Regions from separate parts of the Homo sapiens genome. Here region 2 is linked to region 1. The links are chromatin contacts, found by Hi-C in ENCODE. All regions are on one chromosome and are shown on one strand. The core of a region is the stretch at or near the end of the contact, and the rest is flanking DNA. Distances in the headings are between cores, read along the strand shown. Region 1 holds the start of FLG2 (filaggrin 2). Region 2 holds the start of CRNN (cornulin).

Region 1 (6,413 bases), core at 2,727-5,226:
CCGATCCATATTGGCCAAAGCCAGTGGATTGACCTGAGCCCAACCCATGTTGTCCAAAGCCAGATGTCTCTCTAGACCCATATTGGCCATAGCCAGATGATTGACTTGAGCCAGAACCATGTTGGCCATAGCTAGACTGACGTGATCTAGACTCATGTTGTCCAAAACCAGAGGATTGTCCTGAGACAGACCCATGCTGTCCAAAACCAGAGGATTGTCCTGAGACAGACCCATGCTGTCCAAAGCCAGAGGACTGACCTGAGCCTGACCCACATTGTCCAAAGCCAGAGGACTGACCTGAGCCAGACCCATGTTGTCCAAAGCCAGATGTCTTACCTGAGCTAGACCCATGCTGGTCATAGCCCAAGGATTGACTTGATGTAGACTCATGCTGGCCACAAGTTTGACCTGAGCCACATACATGTTGTTCGAACCCAGAGGACTGACTCAAGCCTGTTCCATGTTGTTCAAAGCTAGTAGACTGACTTGAACCAGACCCATATTGATCACATTTGGAAAATTCATTTGAACTAGAAGAGTTTGAAAAGCGGCCACAGGAACCATATTCATGTTGACCATTACTACAAGACTGGCTACCTCCAGACCCATATTGTCCACAGCAAGAGGACTGACTTGAGCCTGTTCTCCATTGTCCTCCACAGTTCTGTGGTTGACCATTTTCTCTAGCTCCATATCCTCTCTGACTATAGGACTGACTACAGGGGTTAGACTCAGGTTGACCACATCCAGAGGGCTGACCTCCTGAGACACAGCCATGGCCTTGTCCTCCCTTAATTCCTGACTGACAGCCTGACTGAATATAGCTAAATTGATTTCCTTGCCCTCCAAATCTATGTGACTGACAAGAACTTGAAGCATTTTGTGGCCTTCCACACCCACTTGAATTGCTATAACCACATGCATGACTTCGCCTCCCACTGTCTCCTGAACCTGAACAGCTAGACCCAAGCTTTTGTTCTCTAATTCTTGACTGAGTAGAGTTTGATTCATGCCCACTAGTCTCCAATCCACATGACAGACCACCATGACCTTTCCTTTCCCAACTGTTTGATCCAGATCCAGATTCATACTCCTCCCCAGATTCCCTAGAAGGGCTAATGTGTGACTTGTTTATTCTTTCTCTCAGTTCTACAGAGCTGGAACCATGTCTGTCTTTGCCACCACTCCATGAATGACCACAGCTGGACCTGTGGTATCTTTTCTGAGATCCCTCTTGGTTCCCAGAGCTGGATAAATTACCTTGTCTTCCTAGCCTCCTGGAGTTGGACCCATGTCTACATTTCACAGTTCCCCTTGAGTGCCCAGAACTATATCCATGCTCCTCTCCCTCACTCCAACTTGAATGTCTGTAACCTGATTTATGTCCTGGTGTATCCTCTTCATCCTCTTCTGTTTCACTTTCTTCTTCTTGGTGTCGGTGACCACGCCTATGCTTCTTTGACCCTGAAGCTTTGCAGTATTCTTTGCTGAGGACCTTGTTGCAGGCCATAGTCAGCTTGAATATCATCAAAAGAAACTCAGTAAAGTCCAATCTTCTGTCATGATCTCGATCCAGCATATGCATGATGACATCCACTGTGTCTGGATCATCTGGGTTCTGTATATGAGTGACACACCAAGGGAGACCTGGTCAGCCTAACCTGCATACTCAACTAACACATTTAAATAGCGCTGTGAAATTATGGATGTTTGACATGATGTAGTTTTAGTCCAATAAAGGATTACTTTAGGTTAATAGAACCCAGTAAATGTTAAGGGTTAATAGAAAATAAAGACTACTGGGATCCTCAGAAGAAGACATTTCAAGGATTTAGGCTAAAGGATTAAGTGCTTAGGTAAGGCCTACAGGAAGGAGTGGAATAAACTAAGTTCAGTAACTGGTATTTCTAAGTTTTACATAAATTGTAACTATTACATGTTAATATCTTCCATGTTGGAATTTATCATCTATTATTTTGAAGTTAATAACTGAGTCTTTTTTTTTTTTTTGAGATGGAGTCTTGCTCTGTAGCCCAGGCTGGAGTGCAGTGGTGCGATCTCTGCTCACTGCAAGCTCTGCCTCCCAGGTTCACGCCATTCTCCTGCCTCAGCCTCCCGAGTAGCTGGGACTACAGGGGCATGCAACCACGCCCGGCTAATTTTTTGTATTTTTAGTAGAGATGGGGTTTCACCGTATTAGCCAGGATGGTCTTGATCTCCTTACCTTGTGATTCACCCACTTCGGCCTCCCAAAGTGCTGGGATTACAGGCATGAGCCACCGCGCCTAGCTGAGTCCTTTTTAAGTAGATGGAATAAAATGCTGGCATTTTATTTTTGATTCTTAATCATGGCTATTTTGTCAACTCCCTATGTAGATGATTTCCCTTTCTATACTTTTTTTTCCATTTGATAGGATAATTTATTAATTCGTGTCCTAGTATAATTTTATTTTCTGCTTTTTCTAAGGAAAAGCCTGGGTGTATGAGAAAGTCTGAGAGTCTATGAGGTAGGAGTGCATAGGTGGAAAAGTGAGGACGAAACATTCACTTTCTTTAAAATATCTGCTGCTTTAACAGACTTTCTGGCATCCCCAAAATACCACTCATAGAGTTTGCTTAGAGTTCACTGGGGCTGTGCACTTTTTAGCTGATCTGGGTCATACAACAGAGCTTGTACAGGACTCCAGCAGCCTTCAGTTCTGGCACATGGCTCTCACCTTCAGAACTGGATGAAGCTCTTTCTCCAGAAGTTCCTTTAGTTCACCCTTGCTCAGTGTGCCACACTCCCCATCTTGCTTGGTGTATTTGTAGAAAACATCAATTACGGTGACAACACTTCTCAAGAGGTCGGTCATCTTTTTGCAAGTTTAAGTGAACCTGGACACAGAAAAACAAAGAACCCTATTATTCATATTCTCTCCTTTTATCAGCAATTTTCATTTTAATAATAACCAGCATGATTTTTTTAACCTCTTGTTTTTTAAATCTCAAAACGTAAGAATGGGCCAGGGATGATACAACCCCGTTTAACACAATGAAAATTAACTTTGTTAACTTTGAGTTACTTTTCTGTGATCAAGTCTTGGCATGTTACTGGTTCAACTGAGAATAGACCTCAAGTCTCTATATTTCCTGTCATGGGTAAGTATAGTCTCTACATAGTATCTCTACACTTTGAGTGTGTTGGCATTCTGGGTGTTGTTCTAAGGCTTCCAAAATTTCCAGAACCAGCCAGACACCATTGCCTCAATCTCTCTTTCTAGTTTCACTGCTTTTCTTGAGTCAAAAGTGACAGACCTTCCACCATGCACATCTGTTTATCCTCTGGGCACCAGAAGCTAAACTGGACCCTTAAGGCCTTCAGCAAATTAAAAATGGGCAAAGGGGCTCAAAATAGCTTGGTGTTTCATAGGCATGAGACAGTAGAACTCAGTAGAGCTTAGGAACTCTCTTAATGTCAAGCACTTGACCAAACACTGTTTTCTTTAATTAATCAAGAAGAAGAGCTCAGCAATGCAGGCAGCAGTTTAACTAGTGGATAATTAGATCTTGGAGCTCTGGGAACCAACACTGAATAAGGAAGGGACTCTGCAACAGACCCAGCTGCCTCCCAGTTTGAGCTGGACAGCCCAGAAAAGAGGGCATGGAAAAAGACTCGGAACAGACTGTGGAATGGCCTAGAGGAAGGTGAACTTTTACTTGCATTATTCTTCTCCATAAAAATGAACTTAACTACAAAAAGGCCCCAGAATAAACTAAACTAACCAAACAAATAAGCAAACAAAAAGAAAAGAAAATGAAAGAAAGAAACAAAAAAGAAAAGAAAGGCAAAATATACATGAACTCTGCCTTAGCTTATATCCCTAGACTTCTACTATGGACAACACCAAATATTCATAAATGTAGCTGGATGAATTTTCTCTCACCTGGTTCACCAAAGGAACAAGTAGGATAAAGCCTGATGCAGCTTGCAGGGTGACGATGGATTGGGATAATGACCCTTATATAGCTTATAGTGATTATAGTGAATGAGGTGATTCATTTTCCATCAAACCTAACTCCACCTCTACATATTTACCTTCCTCCTTCACATTGTTATCTACAGATGATTGCAGAAAGGCTAGTACCAGCCCCACCTTCCAGTACGAGGACATGGTTGCAAGATACCTTTTTTTTCAGGGTCATATACATGTGAAAAGCACAGACTTTGTTTTAGAGGACTCATGTTATACATTTCTTTTAACTAGTACCCACAGAAAGTAGCAGAGTGTAAGATACTTGGAAGGTGCACAATAAATGCTTATTTAATTGAAAATGAACCTGAGCCACTAGGTTCATCTAATTCATGTCTTTTTTGTAATAATAAAAAGTGACATTTATTGAGAATTTACTATGTGCTAAATACTTTAAACAAACCATCTCAATCTTTAAAAAATCTGCACTTTTAGTTATGGGTACATAGTTGTATATAATTGTTGGGTACATGTGATGTTTTGATATGGGCATACCATGTGTAATGATCAAATTACAGTAATTGGGGTATCCAGCACCTCAAGCATTTCTTTGTAGTAGGAACATTCTAATTCTACTATTTTAGTTATTTAAAAATATACAATAAATAGTTAACTATAGTTACCATATTATGTTACCAAATACTAGATCTTATCACCTCATTTAATCTTCACAACCTTCATACGAGATATGTATTTATTATCCCATTTTATAGAGACAGGTTCTGGAAGCATAAGGATCTTCTCCAAGGTCATAGCTAGTAGGCAGAGAAACCAGAAGTTGAACCTGTATCTACCTTATTGCAATTGCTGTTTACCATTATACTAACTTACCTCTGTGTATTTATCATATATAACTATCATGCAAAAATTATGCACCATTTTAGGAGTGTAAGGCCCACTCAAACGCAAATAATATAAAAAAGTAACATACAGAGTGCTGTTAGGAAGAGAGGAAACATTCTCTGACCTTGTGAAGGCTCATTTCTAGGCTAGAAAAGTGTAATTGGCTATATATAAAAATAATGTTTTCAGATATGTTCAGGGTGAATTTAGAGTGAGCTTTCTTCCAGCACTCTGCGATCCACTGGTAGTCTGGCATGTTTAGGGCCTGGACCCTTGGGAAAATGTTCACTTATGTACAGAAAGTATATCAAATACACTTGAGGGTAACAAAAATAATCAGAGAGCTGTAAGTCTTAAGCATGGAGAGCCAATTCTGCTGTACTTTGCTACCAGGTGATAATGATGATGATGAGGAGGATAGCAGCTACCATTAAGTGCTAAGTGCTTACTATCTTCTATACATGGTAGGTTTACATGCTTATCTATTTATTCCTCAAAATAACCCCATTTTATAGATAAGGTAATAAAAGCATAGAGCAATGTAAACATTTGTTACAAATCGCAGCTAGTTAGTAGCAGCACTAGAACAGATACACATGCTAGCCGATGCTAAAGCCTAGCACTTAACCATATATATTCTACATATATGGAGTCAATAAACTCCTATCTGGGCATTGCTTTGGGCCAGTCATCATATCTTATTCATTCCACCATCTAGGCAGCACCTAGAGCTTGGTAAACACTAAGAATGAGTGTCTGTTCATAAAATGTTAATGAATAGGCCCTTGAAATATGTCAATTGCTCACATAGCCAAGGAATCCTAGACCAAAACAACCACACAGAAAGTTATGGTTGCTGTTGGATACTATGGTCATTTTCAATCATATGCATCTTTTGGAAGTGCATTTTTGTTAAGATGGCTGCTGTGTCAGAAAGACTTTCAGGCCCCAGACTCCACACTGAGACAGAATTTTAAAGCATTTTTGCACTGTCACTCCAGCATTATAGTTGAGAACTCTGAAACTCCTCCATAGTTCAGAACTCCATTATTCAGTCTTTTGTATTCTTTGCATTTAGGTCTCTCTTCCTCTTCTACTTGCTTAGCATAATGGATAAAATTATAGTCAGAAAGACCTAAGTTCTAATCTCAATTTTGCCTCTTACTGCATTTCTTGTACAATTATCTAATCTTCTCAGCCTCAGTCTCCCAAATTATAGAATGGGAACAATAACACTTACCTAACAGGTGGCAATTACTTAACATATGAAATTGCTTAGTACCTGCCTGGCATATAATACATTCTTAGTACACTATATAATTACTGCAAACTTATTTTGATAAATATTTCATACAATCTATCACAGCATTTTACACAAAGAAAGTACTTGATAATGTTTGATAAAAATGAGTTAGAAGCCACTTACTAGTGGCTTTTAAAGGTAGAAATACTACACCTCTGTCAAAAGCATTGCCTAGAAGGTAAGTCATGGTTCTGAAAATAAACCACCTTTTTTGGGATATAATTCACATATCATAAATTTCAACCTTTTAATCT
Region 2 (6,413 bases), core at 1,785-4,284, 54 kb after region 1:
TGCAACTGTTTGGGCTCTCAAGTTGACTGTCTGGGCTGCCCTTGGCACCTTGCCCCTGGCACTGAGGCCTTAGTCTCTTCAGCAGGCCCAGCACAAAGAGCAGCAGGTTGGGAACACAGCCCCATGGGAATTCTGTGCGCTCCTCATTGAGGCCCAGATGTTTCCCCATGATAAAGAGGGAGGGAAGCAGTGGGCCCCTGCAGCGCTGCCCTGAGCATGTGGATGCAGCATCCTTCTGTGCCCATATGTCCTTGTCCCTAAGGCCATCATCATCCTGGTTGCTTTAGATGCAAACCAAAGACAGGAAAGTGCATCAAGGCCTTGGTTCTGGTTTGCCAGGTGGGGTGGGGTGAGGCTCCAAAGTCTCCCCCTAGCTATTAACAACCTGCTCTTCAAAATTTCATTTCTGATGTGATCAGTCTGCTAATATTTTTGAGTAACTGCTTCGTGCAAGCCCAGAGCTATGCTTCTAATGAATGTCTATGAATGGATGATTACATTTCAGATAGACGTGGGAAATATTTACTGTATCAAATTTAAGAGGCGGCAGAAAGCAGCAATTATTTTCATTTTGAAATATTCCAAGGCTCTGCTCCTGTCTGAGTTGTCCTTTTAGAGCCCTTTTACCTTGTCTTTAAGTTAGAATTAATTAAAACCAAGGTTTTAATCTAAAGAGCCAGGACTTGCCAACTCCCATGACCATCTCTGGTTCTTTCACCTTTTTTTCTGCCTGCACAGCTGCCATCTGTCCCGGCAGGCCTGGGTTTAGCTGCTGCCTCCTCAAATTCCCCAGGCAAGGCCTCTGCAGGCAAACCAGGTTTCACTCTCCTGCTATGTCCCCTCTCCACCCGGCTCAGCACACCGTACCACAATCACATCGGCAAACTCTTGCTCCAAGAGTCTTTTCAGCTCCCCTCGGGTGAGCGCTGTGCAGTTGCCCTCCGTCCTTGCATAGCGCCTGAAGGCCTCGATGATCCCATTAATGTTTTGCAGTAACTGAGGCATCTTTGAAGTCAACCTGGAAAAGATGAAAAGTTCCCTTGGAGGCTCCATAATCAACCTCAGCTATTTCCTTTATAGCACGTCTGCTGCTAGGTCTTTCCTTGCACGTTCAGCTCTGTTTTTAGTTTTCCTTTGTCCTTTCCTACATAATGCATCTTATGTATGGGAAGGAGGAGCACACAGGATGGAGGCAGGTTCCTGAGTCAGGATTAAATGCTGGCCCCACCACTTAAGTATGGTGTGAGCTGGGACAAGTTGCTTTGCCTCTCCATGCCTCAGTTTACTACTCATTGTAATTGAAGGTGATATTAGTACTCTGTGGGATTATTGTGAAGATTTAAAGACATAATTCATAAAAAGCACTTGGCAGATGCCTGGCTTATATTAAGTGCTCCTTATTAAATATAATTATTATGCTATTATATACATATACACACATATAATTTTTGTACACCTATATAATCACTTTCCTGTACATCATCTCTTCTAATCCTTATTATTTCCACTTTTTTTTATAGGTGAGGAAACAGGCTCAGAGAAGTTAGGCCACACAATTTTTAAGGAGCCAAGAAATCCTAGGATCCATTTTTCCTTAACCCAAATGCAATGGGCTTTCTAGAATGTACCCTGTGGACAGGATTTATTTATTTATCACAAGGGTGTTAGGGTCCCATCGGGAACACCAAAAGGAAGTAAATACATCTGTGAGTCAACCCCTGTCTTGGATGGGAGCCAAGCAGAAATTCCAGGGACACAGCCCTCCCTTCTTGTTTTTTTTGGGAAAGTGGGAAGAAACTGGGCTACCACCTGCTGGGAATGCTCAGGAGGGGGGAACCTTCTTTGGGTGGGAGGCCTTCCAGTTCTGAGGGTCCAAGTTTCTCTGCATGTCGCCTCTGTCCACAGCCCTGAGACTTATCAGAGAAGTCAGCTTGCCCAACAGGCACGTGGCTCCATCAGGCCCAGATTTCTGGTGACCTATGAGTTGGTTCCTAATCAAAGGGAAAGCTTTTCTTTTTCATTAGCCAGAAATCTAGAGGTAGGTTGAGGTGAGGCCTGGGTTTGGTTGCATGAGCAAAAGGAAAAGAGACTTGAAGATTCATTAAGCAGAAGCCTTGGAGAGACCCAAAGGAGGAGATGGTATCAAAGATGACAAGTCTCAAATGCAAGGGGAGATGGAGCCTGTAGCAGCTGGAAAGCCAGAGAGAGGATGGGACGAGGCAGATATAGGTAGGAGAAGAAAGAGAAAAAAGGAAGGAAGGAGACTTGAGTTCTAGAAAAAGCAGATTAGTGTGGCCATGAGGACTCAGTAAGTCATAGCAAAAGGTGGGCTGTTCAGGAGAAACCCTTTCTAGGACCTGGTAACCAACAATTTCAGGCAAACTTTTCATCAAGGTAAAAAACTGGGGATGTTTTCCTCAACATAGATGAAAAATATCTTTCTTTTTTTTTAAAACCATGTAGCAGACTTTAACCACTGACCTTTAGATAATAAAATAATAAGATGACCTTTTAGTTACATTTTAGATTCCTTAGAAAAATCTACACATATTTTGCCTAAATATCACCCTGGTGTAGGAGAGGGGAATCATGTAAACCCCTTCATCCATGACACAGTTTGATCTTATTGTCTAGGTTGGCATAAGTAAACTGATTCTGATCCCATAGACTCTCAGCACTGCAAAGAAGCTTCCAGAGCCTTAGAAAAAAGAAACCTTTGCTGATCCAGGAAGGCACATGGGTGGCCCCATAGCCGCTGCCCACACAGTTTCCCAGTGAGAGGAGCTGCTCCCAGGCCAGCCTCAGGGAGGAGGAGAAAGCCTGATTGCTTCAGGAGAGCATGTTTCCCAACGGTAGCGTTGGTTTGCCCAGTGCTCACAGCTAGCTCTGAAGGATGCATAGTCCATACCTGACTGCCCCAGTTTTATGAGCTCAGATCACCAAGACACTGAGAATGAGAAAGAGGTTTCTTATGAGGGGACTTACCTAATGCCCAGGTGGGATGAAACAAGTGGCTGTTAAGTGGTGTGAGGAGTACCAGGTCAGTGTGATGAGAACCTTTTATAGGGGTTTTAACCAAGGCTCTTGTTTTAGACAGGATATCCTGCCCTATGGGAAGGCTTGATTCATCCAAGATCCAGCCCAGCCCAGCCACACCTCCTCTTGTCTCTGTTTTACCTGCTGATGTGTGACTGCCTTGGTCTAATTAACAGGCCCCTCCTACCACATTTGGTACCTTCTGTAGCTGAGTCCTCTTGACAGGGAAGCTTCTTTCCATTGTGATGGGCTCAGCAGTGCTTGGTACAGGCTGGGGTCCTGGTGAACATTCTTTGTCTCTATGAGCCTACAAAGTTATGGGACTCTTTCCTTTTTTTTTTTTTTTTTTTTTTGAGATGGAGTCCTGCTCTGTCGCCCAGGCTGGAGTGCAGTGGTGCGATCTTGGCTCACTGCAACCTCCGCCTCCTGGGTTCAAGCAATTCCCTGCCTCAGACTCCTGAGTAGCTGGGATTACAGGTGCCTGCCACCATGCCCAGTTAATTTTTGTATTTTTAGTAGAGACAGGGTTTCACCATGTTGAACAGGCTGATCTTGAACTCCTGACCTCATGATTCACCTGCCTCTGCCTCCCAAAGTGCTGGGATTATAGGTGTGAGCCACCGTGCCTGGCCACTGTTTCCTTTTTTAATATAAATGTTCAAGAATATATCTATTGAGGTTAACTTTTACAAAGTAGCCACTCTGAGAGGGCACACATGTTTTTGTGGTGATGTTACTTAGAACTGTTATTACTTAGAACATTTTTTGAATTCTTGTTTTGTAAGTGCCTTTCACACCTAGTGTATGAGACACAAGAAAGCCAGTTTCATCTCTTTAAAGTTGGTCTCATTTTTAATTAAAACAAAAAAAGTTAATACCTTCCCCACCCCATGCTATGGGTAGGTAGCATTTTGTAGCTGATGAGAAAAAAGGCTTACCATGATCATGTGGTAACTCCTCATTGCAAGGACAGGAAACTCAACTGGTGGCTAATCAGCAAATATTTATGGAAAGCTTGCTCCATTTCAGGCAGAGGGCTAAGGCCCTAGGAATACAGTGTTGAATACGATGGCAGCAGTTTCAACTCTCATGAAGTCTATAGCCTGGCCATCCCAGGGGTAAGTCCCCAAGAGGTTAATGATAATGGTATTGCCATTTCATTTCATTTGATTTTATTCCATTTTCATTACCATCTCATCTTATTTGATCTCCCTAGCAATCCTCTGAGGTGGTATGGCTAAGCCCAATTCATAAATGAGAACACTGAGAAATCCTCAGAGAAGTAGCCACTCTGTGAAGCGGAGACGGTGCTGGACTAGAGCCCCTCAGACTCCAGGCCTGTGTTCTCTCTGTTGCACCATGCTGCCATTTATTCTTCTCTCATTGAGTTTTGGCACCTTATGAACATCACACTTATCCTCAATGCATGAAGAACCATTCCTGAGGAGGAAGTTTTCTGAGCTCAGAAGCCAAGTCCCAAAGAGTGCTCTTGAGTGGCACTTTGCAGATAATATATACTGTGTAGCTTCCTGAGTGACTCTGGAAGGGAAAGCCATCTTTACCATCCTCACTTATAGATCAGCATGCAACAGACAGGAAAGGGAACAACAGGATAGGAAGGCATGGTAAGGGCCTTGGTTGAAGAGACTGGTGTATTGAGGGCAGCCCTGTAGCAACAGCACAGCCTCCAGCACTTCCCCTCAGGGCACAGAGCACTGGGGAGTTCCAGACTGCAGGAGGGCAGGATGCAGGCTTTGTGTTTGGAGAGATCTGTCTACATGGGGACAGGTTGGCTCCAGTCCTGGGGTGAAGGTGGGGTAGGCATACCAGCCAGGGAAAAGCAGAGTAGGGGCTTCAACCTTTGGGAGCAAGAGGGGGCTGAGGTTGCTTCTGCCTGATCAGAGTTAGAAGAAGGCCAGTATGAGAGGGTGAAGTTGGAGAACAAGAGGGAGAGCCGATTAGACCTTCTTCTGTGGTGGTGTTTGAAGCTTTTTCTGATGGGGCTTAGAACTTCCAGAAAGGTTTGGGAACTGAGGGTAAGTTAGGGAAGTAACAAGCCAGAGGCTGTATCTAGAAGATGAATATTTGGTAGGTATTATTAACCCAATTTATAGATGAAGAAACCAAGGCACAGAGAGTAAGTAAGTAAACTTAAGTAAACTACCTAAGGTCACATAGCTAGGAAGTTAGACCTGAATTTGAACTTAGGTCTGCCTGCCTCCAAAGCCTAATAGGTCTTTATGTGTGCCTGGGGCAGGACTGAGCTGTGAGGAGCTGGGGCACCATAGAAGTAGAGGTTAAAGAACTGTATGTGTGTGCTGGGCCAGTGGAGGTGGGTTGAAGTGTGCAGGTGGGGCTGGGGGAGATGAGTTGGCAGAGATTGGGACTGAGCCTGTAATTGACTGTGTAAGTTTGTTAGTTTATAAAGTTGGTGAGGAGATGTTATAAGTTAGTGTGCAAGTTGTCAGAATCAAAATGGAGTCACTTGTCTTCAAAAAAATCCTTGACAAATATAGAGCTAAGGAAGGCTGCGAAGAGAGAGTTCTCATGCTTGTACACCTGATAACACAACTATCACAAAAGACTGCAAAAACCACAACCTTACACAAAGGCCATAATAGCCTTACACAACAAACACTTCTGTGAGGACATCAGTCCAGCAGCTGCCTGTCCAACTTCATATTAGCATCACCATTGTTATTGATCTTTGTAGCCAAGAATACACATTTCAATAAAATTATGTAATTTTCATTGTTTTTCCTGTAAGAACTTTTGTTTTCCTTTACCTCCTGAATATGCACGTAGTTTACTATGGCACATGTATTCCCATTGCAATGCCCTATTCTCAAATAGGTAACTTTTTTTTTAAGAGAGATTCACTGTGGTTATTATTTAAGTTGACATTAGTGAGTCTACTTAGCAGTTACATTTTACGGGTATGCTGGAGGGCAGTGAGACCAGGTGCTGGATCAGCAACTCAGCAATGAAAACCCAGTTTTGCACTTTGACTCCTTCTTATACACTTACTCAACAATGTATTGCTGACCTCTACTTGATTTATTTCTACAAGATACAAGCAGTATTTGCCACACTTAGTGGGCTATAAATTAAGATTGCTTTCCAGAAAATTAGCCCAATTGGGCAAACAGGCTTTACACACCAAAAATAGTTATTTTAAAATGAAAAGTAGAAATTTTTAGAATGCTAACTAAAAAATATTGTCAAATATCACAAGGTCTGGGGTAAAGAATCACTGCTCAGGAATATGAGAGATCAGGGTCTATGTCAGCAACACCCCCTACCTGTGCTTGTTTTGGTTTGCTAGTTTTATTTTACTTTATTTTATTTGCTAAGTGCCTACTATGTACAGACACTGT

Evidence for each region. Hi-C counts contacts between places; a loop is a spot of excess contacts on that map.
Region 2: a loop to region 1 is called in a map of heart left ventricle, with 2.4 times the contacts of the local background. The contact joins the promoter of CRNN here to the promoter of FLG2 in region 1. A Hi-C loop is called at or near these places in 2 of 168 maps with a recorded cell type or tissue (GM23248 and heart left ventricle).

Annotation. Positions count from the first base shown.
Region 1 is chr1:152,356,030-152,362,442 of GRCh38, forward strand. FLG2 (filaggrin 2) reads right to left here and starts at 3,977. Exons shown (of 3, transcript NM_001014342.3): 1 at 3,927-3,977; 2 at 2,718-2,877; 3 at 1-1,618. The coding sequence starts at 2,855. All of the region lies in intron 7 of CCDST (cervical cancer associated DHX9 suppressive transcript), which reads left to right.
Region 2 is chr1:152,411,229-152,417,641 of GRCh38, forward strand. It overlaps CRNN (cornulin), which reads right to left and starts at 3,035. Exons shown (of 3, transcript NM_016190.3): 1 at 2,986-3,035; 2 at 868-1,018. The coding sequence starts at 1,005.